Regions from separate parts of the Mus musculus genome. Here region 2 is linked to region 1. Evidence: chromatin loops called from intact Hi-C (ENCODE). Cell type or tissue: left cerebral cortex. All regions are shown on one strand.

Region 1 (2,500 bases):
CTGTATAGCTCTGGCTGTCCTGGAACTCACTTTGTAGACCAGGCTAGCTTCGAACTCAGAAATCTGCCTGCCTCTGCCTCCAGAGTGCTGGGATTAAAGGTGTGCGCTACCACGCCCGGCTCCCCGAGCCTTTTATTAAGCTGAACAAACATTTTAAATCTGGAGGAAGAAAAATATAGTATGCAAAATATCCTAAACACCACTAAGCATGGGCCTTCTTCTTTGTTGTTAGACTTTCTGATGGTGTTGGTGAGTCAGAATGAACGTTTTCATATTCAAAACGGCAAATACAGGCACATTTCTTAAACAAACCTCAGGATTGTGAGAAATTACCTTCCAGGGTAGAGGATTCCAAGAGTGGAAACATTTTTACATTAAATGATCGTGATTCAAATATTATGATGAATTTTAATTTAGCAGGCAATTAACTCTAATGGAGGAAGCTATCACCTGACAGTGGGTTAACTTGCATTATTCCCTGGTACAGCCACGCTGTTCTTCTTGTGACTAGAAATTCATCCTGCCTCCCCCAGCTAAGGTCAAGGATCCTGTAGGACTTACAGAGGTTCTGGGGCTGGTAGGAAATTGTTTCAGATGCGTGTGCAGCAAGGCTCAGAGCATGGCTTAAAAGTGGAAGATGGCTCTGCTCCTCTCAAATTCTTTCATCTTCCAGAATAGTCACACTCCAGTGAGCGTACCCAAAACTCTTAAAAGTCCAATTAGAAAAATGGTCTTAATTGCCAAGCCAGTGATGTAACAATTATTTGACTCTTGGAGTCGGGGGCTGGGGGGATTGTTATTGTTTAACTGGACTCAAAAGATAAATATTCCGTGCAGATTCCGTAGAAATTTCCTTGGCTGTTTCCTGATCATTAACATGGTTTTTAACTCAGGTTCACAGGGAAGAGCTATTGCATCAATAATCTGCTCTTTTGTTTCATTGTAATGAACTGGTCACACATGCTCACATTATCTCTAATTAAAATTGCGAATTTAAAACAAAGAGTGTGGGAGTGGAAAATAAGACTCTATGGTACCTCTATCTGACCCAAGGCACCACCCGTCCCTATACCCTCTACCATGGAAATACCTCTACCATGTCTGTTTCCCATGGACATGGTATCCTAGAGGCATAAGACTAAGGGAGAAAGTGCACTCTGCGAACTGAGAGAGGATTGAAGGACAAATATGGGGAGACCTATTTTTTTTAAGATCCTGGGAAGCAGAGGGTGACAGCGAAATTGGTGTTAGGCACATTCATAGGGAGGTGCTTCCTGGATCAAAGGTGGAGGATGTGTACGAATGGCTCCCTGAAATCCTAAACCAACCCTTTGGAGGCTTCAAAACGGAAAAGGTTTTAGATAAGGTGTTAGCTGTCCAGTTGTGGGCTGCAGGGGGGTTCTTCTCCCTGACAAGGCTTGGTATGGATCTTGTGCAAGAGCACACTGCCCTCTGCTGGAGAATTCCACAAAGTGGGAGACCCAGACAACTGCATTTCAGCATCCAGTAAGGGCTGCACGGAGAATGTTGAAATCTAAAGCAGAAGGGACCATGCACATTCTACCTCATGAAGGCAGTGCACCCCTCTAGGAAAGGAAGCCTCTTTCAGTGAATAGGCCCTTAGACCTTTGTACAGTGACATCCCCTTGGATGTCTAATGAATGCTGGGTTCCCACCCAACTGCCCAGTATTGAAATCCAACAAAGAAAAAAAAAAATTGAGAAAAGGAAGTGGTACCTAAGTAGTATGTATAAGACAGAATAACAAAGGTCATGGTCAATCAAAAGACTTGTAGAAGCCGAGAGTTGCTGTTGCCAAATTGAATTAAGTGTCTCTGTCGAAAGATTTTTAAAATACTATGAGAATCAAAACAGATGAAAAGCCAAAAATCTAGAAAAGAAACTCTCAGAGAGAAGATGGGAACAACAGAAGGCACTGGGACTGGTAGTGATCCGGGAAGGGGAAGATGCTAAACAATGATGAGGTAGTTATGCTCGGGAAGCCGGGTGTGGCTGTGCAAGCCTTTAATTCCTGCACTTGGGAGACAGAGACAGACAGATCACAGAGTTCAAGGCCAGCCTGGTCCACAGAGTGAGTTTCAGGACAGCCAGGATTATACAGAGAAACCCTGTCCCCAAAACAAGCAAGCAAGCATACAAACAAACAAACAAAAACCCTAATATACGAATAAAACAAGAAAATTTCCTATAACTAGAAGAAATGGGATAGTTTAGATCCTGGATATGAGGAATTAAAAATAAAAAGGACCTTGCTAAGAAATATGCTCAGGATATTTCATAGCGCTTGACATATGCAGATATTCAAAGCCTTCAAAACAATAAAATAAGAAAAAGGGAAGAGGAGACAAAATATCTAAAGCCATCAGAATTAAACTGATGTCAGAATGACTCAGCAGCTACCAAAGGTGAAAAGAAGAGACACCAGCTTGAACTCTGGTGCATTCATGGTACAGATGTCATTGGAGTGGACAACCGCTTTC
Region 2 (2,500 bases), 51 kb before region 1:
GAGGAAGCGATGGTAAGTTTTTGAACAGAGAAATTGGAAATTATTTTTTAAATAAGAATTCAGTGTCATCAAGCTCTTTTTATCCTCAGGGGAAGGATTTGACAATAAAGAAAAGTACAGTGAGGATAAAGGTCCAGGCTCTTTATCAGATGTTATAGAGAGATCAGATCCAAAACATTAAGGGAAGGATTTACCTGAGGTGGTAAACGTGTGTGTGTGTGTGTGTGTGTGTGTGTGTGTGTGTGTGTGCATGTGTACATATGTGTATGTGTGTGTATATGTGTATGTGTATATGTGTATGTGTGTGTATGTCTATGTATATGTGGGTATGTATGTGTCTATCTCTATGTGTATGTGTGTGTATGTATGTATATGTGTATGTGTGTGTATTGTATGTATGTGTGTGTATGTGTGTCTATGTATATGTGGGTATGTATGTGTCTATCTCTATGTGTATGTGTGTGTATGTATGTATATGTGTATGTGTGTGTATTGTATGTATGTGTGTGTATGTGTGTCTATGTATATGTGGGTATGTATGTGTCTATCTCTATGTGTATGTGTGTGTATGTATGTATATGTGTATGTGTGTGTATTGTATGTATGTGTGTGTATGTGTGTCTATGTATATGTGGGTATGTATGTGTCTATCTCTATGTGTATGTGTGTGTATGTATGTATATGTGTATGTGTGTGTATTGTATGTATGTGTGTGTATGTGTGTCTATGTATATGTGGGTATGTATGTGTCTATCTCTATGTGTGTATGTGTGTATGTATGTATATGTGTGTGTATGTGTATGTATGTGTGTGTGTATGTGTGTGTGTGTGTGTGTGTGTGTGTGATGGAAGTGATAGACGTGTGCATGAGTTCATCACATTGTTGACTGAACATGGTACTTTTGTGTGGTACTCTTTTTAGTAGGAATATCATCTGCCATGTACAGGAATTGGGAACCCAAGTATTTGAGAAGAAGGAAGAAAGGGTATTTTGCTGTGATCCTTAGGGAAACTCGGAGATGGGGCTGCTTAATTGTTGCCAGAACTTAAATATATACAAGCAATGCTTGGGCTGAAGTATAGGAAAGGTTGGCCTGATTCCCGTAGCCTTTCTAGATTACATGATCAGCCCATGGCCACTAGAGGGAAACAGTGTGCCCTGTATTAAAGTGCTTATCAGCCTTGCTACTTTTGTTACTATCTGACACTGACAGATTGATATACTGAGTAGGGAATTTCCTGACATGAGTCAAGACGACTTCTTAAAGAAGAAAAAAAAATCTAACACATCTCTCAAATTTATGCATAGCTTCCAGAGCAGAGAAAGGCTGAGGTACCACCTAATGATGGCTGGCTTTCCCACTAAGTGGGATGTTCTTAAAGTCTCTTCCAAATTGCCTCAAAAATGCTAATGAGTTGGCACTAACAGATCATTTACATAGTCAGAATAGAGCTTTTTGGCTTTGCATTTTTGTCTCAGAATAAAACAGAAATTTCATGGCTCTAGAAATCAGCCTGGTACATAGAACCAGAGCACTGGGAAAATAACTACTAGATGGCCTGAAGCATGTAGCAGCTGAATTCCATTACTCGGCTGCTATTTGCCAAAGGGGTGTGTGTGTGTGTGTGTGTGTGTGTGTGTGTGTCCGTCCTTCAGTAGCTGAGGTAAGAGACTCCAATCTCAATCGACTTCTGAGAATTTTTAGAAATGACGTGATATAAAGGTGAAGTGGCTTGAAGAAATCAGCTGTACCGTAGAGTTCCTCACTAGGACCTTGTTCAGACTGAGAATGGACATCAGTGGGAAGGCACAGAGTGAGCGGCATTTTCCTGCCAGGGCACCACCAGCTTCCAAGACTATCAATAATTTCACAAGAAAACCGGAGTGCACCCAGCAACATCGCTTAACAAATCCACCCCAGGTGGCTCAGTTTCTGTTCTGTGGCTGCAACGAGACACAAAACCCAGGGCGGCTTACACTGTGGGGCTAGGTTTGGAGGGAGAAAGAGGAGAGGGTTAGGTGGGAAATGTTGCCATTGTGTTATAATCTCAAAAAAAAATGTAAAAAGCATTTAATCAAGGACGTCCTTACAACTTCAGCAGGAGAGTCCATGGCCAAGGAAACATGGTAGCAGGTTGCCACTGGAACATTTGCTGAGAGCCTAGTTCTGATTCATAAGAGGCAGGAGGCAGAAGGGGCCTGGCTTGAGCTTCTAAAACTTCAAAGTCAACCTCCCACTAGTGACACATACCTCTTTTAACCAGCCCACACCTCCTAATTTCTCCCAAACAAGTTCACCAGCTGGAGACCAAGCATTTGAACATGTGTATCTATTGGCCATTCTTATTCAAACCACCATAATCAGCAAAGAATAGGAGTAAAAACCAAGCAACATTGAATAGCAGACCCATCCCAGGTCAGCTAGGCAATGGTTGGAACCAAATGTCGTTCCCTGAGTGAAGGCACATCAGCTACGGGCATGAACTGCATCTAGTCCCA

The links. Hi-C counts contacts between places; a loop is a spot of excess contacts. Peaks named below come from ENCODE experiments on the same cell type or tissue, not always from the same donor. Only the 100,000 strongest peaks of a DNase experiment are listed, where the experiment ranks them.
Region 2: a loop joins it to region 1, with 5 times the contacts of the local background. A loop is called at or near these places in 17 of 42 quality-filtered maps.

What each region holds. Positions count from the first base shown.
Region 1 is chr13:109,608,542-109,611,041 of GRCm38, forward strand. All of the region lies in intron 3 of Pde4d (phosphodiesterase 4D, cAMP specific), which reads left to right. Among named protein-coding and RNA genes, the nearest start is that of Gm32703, 170 kb to the left of the region's middle. In left cerebral cortex, a CTCF peak has its summit at 1,453 (motif pointing left); a DNase peak (open chromatin) is centred at 1,461.
Region 2 is chr13:109,557,273-109,559,772 of GRCm38, forward strand. All of the region lies in intron 3 of Pde4d (phosphodiesterase 4D, cAMP specific), which reads left to right. Among named protein-coding and RNA genes, the nearest start is that of Gm32703, 120 kb to the left of the region's middle. In left cerebral cortex, a CTCF peak has its summit at 1,145 (motif pointing right); DNase peaks (open chromatin) are centred at 1,291 and 2,178; H3K27ac peaks cover 300 bases.